2 separate regions of the Homo sapiens genome follow, and region 2 is linked to region 1. A link is an interaction called in ENCODE POLR2A ChIA-PET data of the cell type or tissue named here. Cell type or tissue: Panc1. All regions are shown on one strand. Each heading gives the region's core, and the rest is flanking DNA. Links, peaks and the distances in the headings are about the cores only.

Evidence for each region. ChIA-PET counts read pairs that join two places held together with the same protein. Peaks named below come from ENCODE experiments on the same cell type or tissue, not always from the same donor. Only the 100,000 strongest peaks of a DNase experiment are listed, where the experiment ranks them.
Region 2: POLR2A ChIA-PET joins it to region 1 with 8 read pairs; 4 of 35 experiments call an interaction of 5 or more read pairs at or near these places.

The regions. Positions count from the first base shown.
Region 1 is chr3:177,403,746-177,411,203 of GRCh38, forward strand. No RefSeq gene overlaps it. Among named protein-coding and RNA genes, the nearest start is that of LINC00578, 34 kb to the right of the region's middle. In Panc1, for the core only: no CTCF peak of the experiment used is centred there; no DNase peak of the experiment used is centred there; H3K27ac peaks cover 1,433 bases.
Region 2 is chr3:177,481,577-177,489,034 of GRCh38, forward strand. All of the region lies in intron 1 of LINC00578 (long intergenic non-protein coding RNA 578), which reads left to right. Among named protein-coding and RNA genes, the nearest start is that of LINC00578, 43 kb to the left of the region's middle. RefSeq lists an enhancer at 6,112-6,613. In Panc1, for the core only: CTCF peaks have their summits at 1,724 and 1,923; no DNase peak of the experiment used is centred there; H3K27ac peaks cover 4,860 bases.

The sequences.
Region 1 (7,458 bases), core at 1,232-6,231:
TTCCCTCTGTGACTCTTTCTAAATACCCATAACCCTATTCTATTCATAAGAAAAACAACAGCCAGTTGCAGATTGGAGGACATTCTACAGAACACCTTACCAGTACTCAAGACAGTAAAAGTCATGACAAACAAGGAAAGGCTGAGAAACTGCCACAGACCAGGGGACACATGGAACTCAATGGCATGTCCATAGGTTGGATCCTGGAATAGAAAGAGGATCATTATGTAAAGACTAGTGGAATCCAAATAAAGTCTGGAGTGTAGTTAATGGGAATCTATCAATGTCAGTTTCTTAGTTTTTTTTTTTTTTCTTTTTTCTCTTTTTTTGACACGGAGTCTGGCTCTGTCACCCAGGATGGAGTGCAGTGGCGCGATCTCAGTTCACTGCAACCTCCGCCTCCTGAGTTCAAGTGATTCTCCTGCCTCAGCCTCCTGAATAGCTGGGATTACAGGCACCCGCCACCACACATGGCTAATTTTTTTGTATTTTTAATAGAGATGGGGTTTCTCCATGTTGGACAGGCTGGTCTCGAGCTCCTGACCTCGGGTGATACACCTGCCTTGGCATCCCAAAGTGCTGGGATTACAGGCATGAGCCGCCACTCCCAGCCAATTTCTTAGTTTTGACAACTGTACTATAGTAATGTAAGGTATAAAAAAATGGGAAAACTGGATGAGGGGGTATATGAGAACTTTCTGTGCTACCTTTGCAGCTTTTCTGTAAATCTATAATTATTGCAAAATAAAGAATTTATTTTAGAAAATAAGGGAAGCAGATGTCTTACACTTTGTTTCTTTTTTAAACCCATGGTCAAATGATAGAAAAACCTTTAGAGGCAGGCAGGAAAAAATGAGTCTTTGTGGATTGCTTTGTACTGGGGAATGCATTCAGTCTTACAAATTGAGTCCTATTCTATTATACCAAAAACTATCCAAGAGAAAAGCACTCAATTACAAAAAAAAAAAAAAGTTAAGAGAAAATGAATATTTTGCAGGTCATGTAATGTATACTGGCATGTTTATAAGATAAAGGTAAATTTCTTTTGCATGGTAAAGCTCAACAATACAAGAATTGGTGGATCTTTCCCACTTTTAAAAGCATCTTCATCTTGCTTTTTTTTTTTTGAAGCTACAATTATTTATTTTCTGGATTTAACAATCAAGGCTTTGGTAATCTGTGGGGACAATGGGTTAATTAACCCCTTTATTTTCAACAAGTACAATCTATTTTTTGGCAAGAATTAATGTTTTATATTCAATGTAGAAGAAAAGGAATGGTGGACAGTTCTCTAGCAATTTTCTAAGGCTAGAGGAGAGAGGTGAATTTCCTTGTGCACAGACGGAAAATACTCTTAGCTCAAATCACCATTCCAGAGATGTGATTAGGCAGAGAATGAAATTTTACAATATTTACCTCTTTGATTTTTTCATTTGCAGTCTAGCATCAGCTCAGTGTACGTATCAGTTTTCATCCTTAAATGTGCATGAAACCAAACCAGGGGTTTTGCAGAGTTCTAATTGCTGTATGATTTGATGTTACTGTGCAGTGAAGCTGTGCTAGTTAATTGTTTTCCTGACTGAATTTCCATCTCCCCCCAACATCCTCCCCCATTGTGCCTGAAGGAGCCTATAAAGCTAAAAACAAACACACAAAAATCTCTCAGAAGAGCATCTTTCATTTTCAGAAGTGTCATTTGCAATGGGTAGCAGCCTAGTCATAATACGGGCAATAATGATGACAGATAATTGTAATCCTTAAGTGGTTTCAGCTTATGGTTATTAGGGGAGGGAGCAAAGTGAGGATGGGTGAGCGGGAGAAAAATATAGTTCACTCTGCCTTAATTGTCTTTTTTAGCATTTCCAACAATAGAATGAAAAAGTCACCTCTTTGCATTTCCTGCTAGGTTGTGTTCTAGTTTTGATATAAGGATTTGAATTATAGTCCACTGGTACATTGTGTGATAGGTCACATGGTTATTGGAGGAAAAATCATGGAAACAAACTAGATATTTGATTAACCACTTTAGATAATGATCGATCTCTAGGGCTTCCTGTACACTGTCTTTTTCACGCTAACCAACAGCTCAGGCGATAGATAAACAATAGCCTTCTGTAATAAATAATTGCATTACACAATGCTAGTTAAATTTAGAAATCACTATTTTATTGCATTTTTCACTCATAAAGCATAGTGTCAAATAGTAATTGAGATTGAGTTAAAGTCTCCTAATGCTTTGCTTCAAAATCTAATCCAGGAATCGTTTCTCTCTGAAGACCTATAGAAAGAGATCCCATGGGTAATAATGGATGACTGAAGAAGACAAGGATGGGAAGGTGGGGAAGGGAGAGAAAAGGAAAAAGGTCTAAATGAGATTGGAGGGGAGGGAGGGAGTTCAGAGAAAATAAAAAGCTTGATGTGGCAGCTTGCCTCTTTCGAATCCCAGTAAACCATTTTAATGGAAATGGGTGGTAGGCAAGGAAGAGCTCGATTGGAAAAGGCTAGGAAGCAGGCCCTGTGTCCTCAGGAGAGCAAACTGTCTTAGACAATAAGATGGGAGATTTATTACAAAGAAACGAAATGTGCTGCTTCCCTCTCCCTGGTGTTTCTAAAGCCCTTAGCTTGACAGGAGAATGTAGGCTCCATCTAGTTCTAGTGGCTTCAGGAACATCACTGGCTGCTTTGAGACTGTCTACTTGCTTTGAATCAATTATCTTCCTGCCCCCATACCCAAGGATAAGCTGTATCCCCCCATTCCTTAGGTAATTCCATCACCATCTCCAAGACAAATGAAGGTCTCCCAGGTAGCCAGAAGTAGACTTGGGGAAATGGAGCTACGTTACATTAATTTTATAATTGGAAGATGTACCCTCATCCCAGTACAGCGAGTCATAATCAGTACTTGCAGCACAGCTATCTGGAAGGATAATACATTCCATTAAAAAAGATGTAGCAAACATATTTTGAACATTTTTTTAAACCAACTCCAATAAATGTGTTTTCATTATTATAGCTCAAAATATAACTGGGAAAGTAAGACCCACCTGGAAGGGAAAAGAATCAAATGAAGTCCAACTGGGTAAACAAGGAAAGTAAAACCTGAAATTGATTCTGCAAAACTGTTTAAGTTATGTGGTCTTTGAAGGATTGTTCTTCCTTCCCTGGAGTATCTGACACTGTCTCTTAAGTCAACCAGAGAGATGTGAGAACTCTGGTATTAGCTCAAAACTACTATGGCTAGCTGAGTCTACAATTTACCTCCTCTTCTCCCCAAAATGGAATAAGTGCTGCCATTTTCTGCTCATAATTACGTTTTACCTACTCTTCAGGTTCAACTCAAGTTCTATCTCTACTCTAACAAACCCCACTCTCAGTGTCCTATTCCTTCTTTGAACTTTTATTGCTAATACGAAATGCTTTGATTATAAGGATGCTGTAATTTGTAATAAGCTTATATTCTCAACTAAATAGTGAGTTATTTGAGGGCATCAATCATGTCTTAGTTTGTGTGTGGGGTGGGGAGGGTGTTTCACCCACAAACTTAACACAATAATGAACTCATGGATGTTGATGCTTAAATGTTTGTTGGTTGATTGATTCAGAAACATGAAGGTCTTTTATGGATATTTCCAATGTAGCATAGGAAATTTTCCATGGCAGGTATCATCATTTAGAAGGAGTGTTGGAGTGACCATGTATCTTTGAGCTCCAGATCACTGTCTAGGCATGGGGTGAAGTGCACATCAGCCTGTCAATCAGTATCCAAATGGGGGACCCCTGAGCACAGAATTTAGAGTGGATTTGCTTCCACAACCTGAGTCAGGCTCTGACCAGACCTCTTCTCATAAGATTCCCCTGATCCAAATTTACCTTTTTCATGTGCATCCCTTTCCTCTGCTGACCACTTGGAACAGACCAATCAACCTGGCTGTGCTATGTCTGTGTTACTGAATCAATAAAAAAGTTGAATGACTTGAACAGGGGTAGCTTTGGGAACATTAAGGGGGCCCTTGAAAGTGAAATCACTTAATAACTTGTAGACATAGGATAAACTTTGTACCTAAAAGCTTAATTATGATTTGGAGCGACACACTGCATATCAGTGGGGCAAACCAATGCAAAAACATAGGCTGCTTTTATGTGTATATGATCATGTCTTATAGGATGTTGCACTCTGGAAGGATGGATTCAAGAATGTGTGGGTCATGCTAATAGAAGTCTCAGATTCAAACTTTTACTGGCATCATCAATGGAAACTCAGTGCTCCAAAGTTCTTCTCTCATTGGCAGGGCCCCCAGCATGGTTCAAGTAATCTCTGGGGGTGGTCATTATAGTTCCTCTCTTTGCTAACAGGAGGTCATCATTCACCCTTTCTGACCATATTGCAGTTTTGCTAGTTGCTCTGTTGCTACCACCTTTTAATCACAGGGTTCCCATAAACACTGCCTTGTTGATTGAGTCTGGGCTTTTCTCTGATTGAGATTCAGAGACTGGAATGGGTGTCACATGTCTCCTCCAATTCATAAAAAGGCAACTTATTGTTTGAATATTGTTCATTCATTCACTTGGCACCTGATTCTATAAGACATTAGTGACAGTATAATAAATGAAGGAAAGGAGAAAATACATAGCTGTAGAAATCAGGACCAAAGAAGGATATGGGTAGGAAACTAATAAAGCAAGAAGTGAGCATAGTATACCAAAACACATATTGCAGACATATGGCCCTGCAGAGTTTTTAGATGTAGGATATTAATTTGGCTTAAAAATTCCTAGCAGCCGTAACAAAGATGGAAACCAAACAGGTATAGAATTCACTACATTCACATTTACAAACAAAGCAACTATTTAGGGATACAGCTTTTCTTGACACTCAGCAACAATAAATGTTTCCCCATGGGTTTGGGTAAGGTGGACACTGTGTCAACGTAGAGGATGATGCCTTCAACAGCATCTTTGTGTTAGATTCCTTTTGTCCTTCAGTGTTAGATTATACTGTCCTTCAGTGTCAAGCTGATGGCTGTACAGCTTGCTCGTGCTCTTGCTTGATCCAAAGCTTAAATTTGAAATGTCTGGGAGAATTGACAGACTGCAAATTCTCCAGGCACCTTTCCATCAGTATTATTTTGGGCAAGTGCTTTCTACCTGTCTTAACTCCTAAGAGGCAGTATAGTGAGTAGTTAAACCTGCAGGCTCTGGAATCGGACTACCTGAGTTCAAGTCCCAGCTCTGCTATTATTACCTTCAGTTTCTTTATCATGAAAAAAGGATAATACATACCACATAGACATGTTATCAACATGACATGAGGTAATGCTTTTTATTATTTTCTTTTTTTTAATTCTTCCTATGTTGCCCAGGCTGGTCTTGAACTCCTGGGCTCAAGCGATCCTCCCGCCTTGGCCTCCCAAAGTGCTGGGATTATAGGTGTGGGCCACCATGCCCAGCTGAGGTGATGTATATAAAGTGCTCAGCACTGAGAGTGCTCAATAAATATAAGCCACTGCAGTTAGACTACAAACAGTGGCTTTACCATCAAAGTGCCTTCTGAGCGACATATTGCTCCTTTTTTGTTTGCCCTCTCTCTTCTTTCAGTGGTAGGAAGATTATCAGAATGCCCCCATAAGTCATTGATGCTTCTTGCTGATATCCAGACAGGATCCCTTAATTGAGCTTGACCTCTTATCCCCCTAGAACGGACAGGTTTTCTATTTGGCATCCACAGCAGGCATTGAAGGGATAGCCCCATTTTCCTCCAAACCTGAGTTTTTCAGTTCCCTTCATTCCGCATGATGTGTTCTAACTCCTTTTGTAAAGGAAACTCTGGCTAATCTACCTTGACCCACCTACATTCCTGAGAGGCGCATGGAGTGTAAGGCTTCTTTTGAGATTCTTGATATTCACATACTGGTAGACCCCCTTAGGGCTAGAGGTTGCATATGTGGCCTCAGAGTTCAGTCAGCACAGCATCACAGTATTTTGTAATAAATGTGAAACCTTTCAGGACACGTGCTCTCTAATTTCCACTGTTCTCACCAAGGCTTGCGTTCATGCAGTCAATATAGGCAGAGCCACAGTGGAGTTGTGACATAAAGGAAAAATCAGTATGCTATTGATCCTGTCTGTATTTAAAAAATTGATATTTTGGCTGGGAACGGTGGCTTATGCCTGTAATCCCAGCACTTTGGGAGGCCGAGACGGGCGGATCACGAGGTCAGGAGATCAAGACCATCCTGGCTAACATGGTGAAACCCTGTCTCTACTAAAAATACAAAAAATTAGCCGGGCGTGTTGGCGGGGCACCTGTAGTCCCAGCTACTCAGGAGATTGAGGCAGGAGGATGGCGTGAACCCAGGAGGCGGAGCTTGCAGTGAGCTGAGATCGCACCACTGCACTCCAGCCTGGGAACAGAGGGAGACTCCGTCTCAAAAAAAAAAAAAAAAATTGATATTTTGTTAAAAATACATAGATTTTTACATTAATTTTGTTTTATTGAAATGTTATTTATCTTGATCACCAAGTTTTTGGTATCCCCTAAAATTTTGCACCTAAGGCCAATGCCTCACTTTCCTGTAGGGCCCTTGTTCCCTGCCCTGCATGCAGATCCAGCGATTTGCAATGTCCTGGTTCTCGAAGGTATTTGAACTCTAGACTCTAAGGCACTTGTTCTCCAATGCAGGTCTGTGACAAAATTTTCATCCAACTGAGGAGAAATAAGAAAAGGAAGGACAAATATTAAATTTAAAAAATCAAGCTAAGTTTAAATAACATGATAATGCCTTTTTAATTTTTTGAATTAACATTTATTTAAAAAACAGAACCTGCAAAAATATTATTATTGCTTAAAGTCCTGATGCTAGTGGGTGTTAGTAGCTTTATAAACATGCACTTACTGGGCAAAACAACAGTGTGGTGACTCAATTAAAAAAATAATGACCTACTCCAAATATTCCTACACCTACGTGAAGCTCTTCTCTAGGAGCCTGATCAACCCTCTCACCCAGGACAGCTAAGGAGGAGCAATGACAGAGATGTGGTGGCTGGAAGTCCATAGCAGGGAGGGAGAGATCAGGAAGCTGGCTGAGAGGAAATAAGGCACCTGCTAGTGATAATGGAAGAATGATGGGTGACAGCCTCCTGTGTTCAACCAGGGGCAGGTTCTCCTGGATGCAGAGGCCCGGAAGCAGGTGGCAGGAAATGAAAACGGGCCAAAACCAAGAGCAAATATTGAGCTGCAGCAGCAGGGGTGTTGGAGAGGGAGGTACACGTGCTGTTTCCCAGTTGGCGTATATTCCAGCTCTCTCCTCATAGTGCTTTCAGTGCACCAAACTGCAACCTCAGAGAGATTTTCTGAGGAGCAGAAAGATATTTTTTAATATATCTAGTGAATTTGTAAAACCAAGAAAGGTATAGATGTGTTGAATACGGAACAATTCCTGGAAAGCTAGGACTATAGGC
Region 2 (7,458 bases), core at 743-5,742, 77 kb after region 1:
GGACTTCAGAATCTCTTTTTCACTATTCAGCATTTTATTACTTACAGTTTTGTACCAATTATTCATTACTTGGTAAATTGTTCCCAATTAATTCAACTGAGAACTACTAGAGTCTAGCTTAATTTTCAACAAAGGTATTCCAGCGTCTCTCCTGAAGGCCCTGGCTCTGCCATATCAGATATATAACTCTGGGAAAGCTTTAACAATGGCCTAAACCTCAAATATAAAATGGGGAAAATTATAGTGTCCATCTTATAGACTGTAGAAGATAAAATACATTTGAAACATTTTGTGTAACATTTATTAATCTCAACATATGACAATTGTTTTATCATTATTATTATTATGGACAGTTTTAATCACAGCCTGTTGAAATTAACTTATCTTTTATTCAAAGCCTATCAAATGTAGGCAATGTTTGATACTTTTAGGTCTTTGTCATATTTCTCAATAATTGTGATAATTAGTTTGGCAAAAAGTAATCCCTTGCATAGCTTTTGGAACCACTCTTGCACCTTGAATGAAAAACAGCCAGTGTAGGTACTGAAACCATGATCTGTTCAGTGGTGTCTTCTGGCTCAAATGAAGCACAAGAGCTTGTGAATTGACCTGAAACACACAAATAAAATGTGATTCATTAGATACTAACTAATAAACTCAGTGCGTTTTTGGTGCCATCATACCCAGACTATAAGGTCATTGAAATAAATCTGAGACATTTCTCTTGAAAGACGTTATAGTCAACTCATTTCTCTGCCAAAAGAAAAAAAAATACAGCCCTATCTCAACACAATAATCTAGGACGTATTTATTTTAAAACCATTCCATTTTGCTTTCTTAATTTCTCATCTCCCACCCCAGAAAATCGGAATTAACATGGCAAAAGTCCACTGTTTGACTTTAGGAAAAACAGTATAATTCTTCTGTATCTTTCACAGACTTTGCTTGCTGGGCCAGAGCCGACTCATTTGGACACAGCTGTACTCTGAACTTATGTCGCTAGTTAACATTTCCACTTCTAGGCATTCATTTGGCTTATTTGTTCCAGAAAGTTTTCTGTTCTCTGATTTAATGTTTCACTGTGCTGTACCCACAGATCCATAACCTAATTCAGTGGCTGATTTTTGAAGACTGTGATTTAAAGAGCCAGAGACTTATTGAAAAAACTATATCTTTTCACCATTGGATCTAAGGCCTTCTTATACACAACTTCAGTGTAGGTTAAGTTTTGTCCTCGGACCTAAAATTGCCCTGGTAGGGCTCTTTCCACCCCTACAGAATCTTCCCAGCTAAATCTGTGGGGTTTATCTGGTGTCCTTTTCTTAATCTGAATAGCTGTATCATAATCCTTATTAAGACATTGTAGCTCATGAAACTATTTACATCTGAAGTATGTATGACTGAAACTTGGAAAATGTTTTAAGACCCTGAAGAATGAAAGAATAATGGCAGAATGAATGGGACAAATCAAGGCTTATGATAACAGTGATTTTATCAGAGTTATAATTTGGGAACAGCAGGTCTTGATCCTTATTCTTCAAATCGAATTGATCTTGTAGAGATTTATACTTGGTATAGGCTTCTGTTTCCTATAAAGAATGACCAGGAGTCAACTAGCTGGGGTTGTTTATTGATTAAGACATAGGCACTATAGAAAGAATAAGCCTGCCCATAGGAAAATGGTTAAATGCTGTTCTCACTCACAGGCTCTCTGGTGGCTGATCCTACTCACTGCAGGGTAGAGTGGGAAACTGGTTGCCAGGAGAGCACAGGAGCACAAGGCTGGTGACCGCGGGTGTGCTGGTGAGAGAGCCACCATGACATCTGTATTTAGAGACGAATCTTATCTCCAGTTCACAGACATGGAAACTGACACTCTTGCCTGGGTAATCTGTGTCTCTCATTTCCCCTTTCTGTGCCTCAACTTTCCTTATCCATAAGATTCAGGGTATGGGATAGATGATTTCTAAGTTTCCTTCCTTTTTCCTTTTTGATTCTTATTGAATCCTGGGACAATGACAATCAGAATGAGGCTCTGTGGGGCAGTAGGAGTGGCTGGAAAACTCTTTGAGCTGTATGTCAAGTTGCTCTGTCAACATTTAACTAGGGCCAAACAAATCTGCTGAAGACCAGGACTGTGAATTAGGGTGGATCTGGAGAGCCCATTTGAAGGGTGGGTCTGAAGAGCCCATTGCTATGACACATAGCAATTCAGATCACCAGTTCCTTAGGTCATGTTACCACTTGCTCCTCCACCTCCTGCTATTCTTTCTGTTCTCAGGCAAACCCAGCCAATGACTTGGTTAGCAGTTGAGCTCTGCATATCCAGCAGACCTTTCTCGGGGACTAAAGGACAGCCCATTCTTTGGCTTCTGTGGTGATTGGGGAATTCTCTAGAATGTGCATGAACATGATATACACCTCTCAGTACAGGCTATCCACTTTTTGGTGTTAACTCTAGTGTGTGATGGTCCTTGTGGAGGATGGGTGAAATGAGAAAAGTGGAAAGCATGACATTTGAATATGTGTTACAATATCTCAAAGAGATGAGAAAAGCCTCCAAGTAGCTTCCACCTATTGGGAATGATTCTGCAAATTATGTTATGTGTTTCCTTTCATAAGGCATTGTTAGAGAGCTCGGCTAGAGTTATGTGCCTGTATTTGTGGAGTATTTGCAATGTAGGGTGTTTTCTCCAGCAGAGCCATTTTGGAAGCAGTTGGTTATTTCTTCTCAGTAATCTAGTAGTATAGTATCATTCAGTGAACTTTCTGTGACAATGTAATTGTTTTATATCTTGCCACTAGCCTTATGTGGCTAATGAGTGCAAGCATACTTCAGAGATACTGAAGGTTCGGTTCCAAACCACCACAATAAAATGAGTCAACGTGAATTGTTTTGGTTTCCCAGTGCATACAAAATTTATGTTTATATTATACTGTAGACTATTGTGTGAAATAGCATATTGTCTTAACAAAAGTACATACCTGCATAAAAATACTTTATTGCTAAAAATTGCTAACAATCATCTGGGCCTTCAGCGAGTCTTATTTTTTTATTTTTTATTTATTTTTTGCTGATGGAAGGTCTTACCTCTATGTTGATGGCCACTGACCAGTCTGGTGGTTGCTGAAGGTTGGGATGGCTTTGGTAGTTTCTTAAAATAAGACAAAAATAAAGTTCATCACATGGATTGACTCTTTTTTTTCCTGAAAGTTTTCTCTGTAGCATGCAATGCTGTTTGATAACATTTTATCCACTATAGAATTTCTTTTAATCATCTCAAACCCTGCTGTTGCTTTATCAAGTTTGTGCAATATTCTAAATCCTTTGGTGTCATTTCAACAATGTTCACAGCATCTTCACTAGATTCCATCTCAAGAAACCAGTTTATTCTGTCATCCATAAGAAGCAACTTCTCATCTGTTCAAGTTTGATCACGAGATTGCAGCAATTCACTCACATCTTCAGGCTCCACTTCTAATTCTAGTTGTCTTGCTGTGTTTACTACATCTGCAGTTACTTACTCCACTGAAGTCCTGAACCCCTCAAAGTGATTCATGCGTGTTGAAATCAACTTCTTCCAAACTCCTGTTCATGTTGATATTTTGACCTCCTCCCATGAATGTTCTTAATGGCATTTAGAATGAAGAATCCTTTCTTGAAGGTTTTTAATTTGCTTTGTCCAGATCTATTAGAGGAATCACTCTCAATGGCAGCTATAGCTTTATGAAATGTATTTCTTTAATAATAAGACTCGAAAGTCAAAATTATTCCTTGATCCATAGGCTGCAGAATGTATGTTGTGTAAGCAAGCATGAAAACAACCTAAATCTTGTACATCTCCATCAGAGCTCTCTGGTGACCAGGTGCATTGTGAAAGCAATAATATTTTGAAAGGAATCTTTTTTTTTTTTTTCTCCCGAGCAGTAGTTCTCAACAGTGGGCTTAAAATATTCATTAAACCATGCTGTTAACAGATGCCCTGTCATCCAGGTTTTGTTGTTCCATTTATAGACCACAGGCAGAGTAGATTTAGCATCATTCTTAAGGGTCCTAAGAGTTTTTGGAATTGTAAATGAGCATTGGCTTTCACTTGAAATCACTGGCTACATTAGCCCCTAACAAGAGAGTCAGCCTGTCCTTTGAAGCTAGGCATTGGCTTCTCCTCTCTAGCTATGCAAGTCCTAGATAGCATCTTCTTCCAATATAAGGCTATTTCATCTACACCAAAAATCTGTTGTTGAGTGTAGCCAGCTTCATCAATGATCTTAGCTAGGTCTTCTGGATAACTTGCTGCAGCTTCTCTATTAGCACTTGCTGCTTCACCTTGCACTTTTGCATTATGAAGATGGTTTCTTTCCTTAAACTTCATGAATCAGTCTCTCCTAGCTTCAAACTTTTTTTCTGTAGCTTTCTTACCTCTCTCAGTCTTCATAGAATTGAAGAAAGTTAGGGCCTTTCTTTGGATTAGGCTTTGGTTTAAGGAACTATTCTGGTTGGTTTGATCTTCTATCCAGATCTCTAAAACTTTCTCTGTATCACAATAAAGCTGTTTCACTTTATTATCACTCATGTTCACTGGAGCAGTATTTTTAATTTCCTTGAAGAACTTTTCCTTTGCATTTACAACTTGGCTACATGGCACAAGAGGCCTAGCTTTCTGCCTAGCTTGGCTTTAGACATGCCTTCCTCACTGAGCTTAATCATTTCTAGTGTTTTATTTAAAGTGAGAGACTTGAGACTCTTCTTTTCACCTAAACACTTAGAGGCCAATGTAGGGTTATTAATTGACCTAATTTCAATATTTTTGTGTCTGAGGGAATAGGGAGGCCCAGGAAAAAGAAAGAGACAGGGAATGGCTGGCTGGTGGAGCAGCCAGAACACACACAATATGCGTTGATTAAATTCACCATCTTATATGGGCACAGTTCATGGTGTCTGAAAATAATTAACAAAAGCAATATCAAAGATCACTGATCACAGAGTTATAATAATACTGAAAATATTTGAAATATTGCTAGAATTACCAAAATGTGACACCGAGACACAAAGTGAGCACATGCTGTTGGAAAAATGTTGGTGATAGACTTGCTTGAGGCAGGGTTGCCACAAATCTTCAATATGTAAAAAAATGCAGCATCTGTGAAGCACAATAAAGTGAAACACAATAAAACAAAGTGTGCTTGTACTGAAAATGTGGCTAGTGCAAATAAAAACTGATTTTTTTTTGAGACGGAGTTTTGCCCTTGTTGCCCAGGCTGGAGTGCAAATGGTGTAATCTCGGCTCACTGCAACCTCTGCCTCCCAGGTTCAAGTGATTCTCCTGCCTCAGCCCCCCAAGTAGGTGGGATTACAGGCATACGCTACTACGCCTGGCTACTTTTATGTATTTAGTAGAGACGGGGTTTCACCATGTTGGTCAGGCTGGTCTCCAACTCCTGACCTCAGATGATCCACCAGCCTTGGCCTCCCAAAGTGCTGGGATTACAGGCGTGAGCCACTGTGCCAGGCCTGAAAACCGAATTTTTAATGTATTTCATTTTAATGAATTTAAGTAGCCATGTATGGCTATTGGCTACCAATTTTAACAGCACGGTTTAGAAAACTATTGTACAACTTCTCTGAGGCAGACTCAATCATTATATGTTGAGTTTGAATGTTACAGTTCTTCAGGGCGCTCATTAAAAGATGTGCTTTTGACATATGTTTTTCAAATGTCTAACACAAATTATTCTCAGTAATTCTAGATTTTCTATTCTTTTGATACTTTACTAAAAAAGTTATTATAAGTCTGGAGCTAAACAGTCATTATTACTAAAGCAGTGTTTCAGGGACTCTAGGACTTGAGAAAAACAATTCCCACAATAATGTATAATAGTTCTGCTGTTTCCATAAACATGCATTATAGACTCTGTCTGCCTTCCACGGTGCTTCCTACATCATTTCCTAGTGAAAGCAGGAAACTGATAATTCATGAATGTTTCCATTTTCTCTCCACTGAGAAGGAGGAAAGTGAGCAGCACTTTGCACTAGGAGATGTCTGGGTGTGAATTGCAGTTCTGAGGTCTTGGAAAAATCATTTCAATCTTTAAAGATTCAATTTTTCTTCTTTATCAAATGGCAATGAAAAGAATTCTTTCAGGCCTAACTACTTTTCAGAGTTGAAGTGTAAAAACTTTTGACGTAAAAAGTAGGCAAGTCTTTCTGAGCTGTACAATACTGTATAAATATTTGTGGCTATGGTTACTTTTATCTCAATTGGCACTGGAGCATTTGTATTGACCTTTATGGCATATTTTTTTCATGCCTGTAACTAATCATTCAGCCACTGCCTATGATAGCTGGAGACTTATCACTGAAACACTCAGGATCTTAACTTATTCTCTTGTTGTTCTCATATGCATTTGTTAAGTATCCATCTGCATAGTTTAGAGCTGACTGCTATGTAGTAGATTGGTTAGGTGAAGCCAACTTTCCTGTGACAGGAGAAAAGTTGATGAGTTCTCACTCCCGTATTCTGTATTGGCTTGATGATATACTTGCTTCCTGAGATAGCGAGAAATCTTAGTTCTGGGTCTACCTCCAGGTTTCACTGCATGACTAGGAAGATTCATTTGATCTGTGTATGGATTCTCCAGAAGAAAGATGAAGTTTGTGGTAGCAACTTCTGAGCCCCTGTTGAGTCTTTAATCTCTGTCAGGTGACTATGTCTGGATTTTGTGATTTGATTTTAAACTCCTTGAAGATAAGGGACGTACCTAATTCTTCATTCTTGCTAAAAACTGTGTTCCTGAGTCACACTCAGGATGTGGAGTACACTCGTGATGAGGCTGCTAATTTAACTCACGCTGCATGCAGATGTACAAAGAAAATGCAGCTTCTTTATTGTTCTATAGCTGATTTAACATTTCTCTTGATCTTTCAATCTTTTGGGTAAGAACAAGGATGTTAGTTTTCAATATCTGCAATGCTGCATGATACATTACCCCAGAGTTTAGCAGCTTAAAAGAATAAACATTTATTATCCCACAATTTCTGTAGGTCGGAAATCTGAGTGTGGCCTTACTAGGTTCTCTGGCTCAGGGTCTCTCCCAAGGGCACATTCAAGGGGCCATCTACAGGTCAGTCTGTGGTGACCAACTGTCTGGGGTTGCTCAAGACTGAGTGGTTTCTTGGGATGTGGGGCTTCTGGTGCTAAAACTGGAGACATCCTGGGCAAACTGTGCTGAACTGGTTATCTTATCTGGGTTTTATCTGAACCCTAGACAGAGGGACAGTCCTCTTCTAAGCTCATACCTTGTCATGTGGCAGGACTCTGTTCTACGTGGGTTGCTGGACTGTTCTTCTCTGGCTGTTGGCCAGAATCCTCCCTCAGTTGCTTGCCAATATGGTACTTGTTTCATCAGAGTGAGCAAGTAAGAGAGAAAGAGAGGTGAGCAAATTGGAAGCCAGAATCT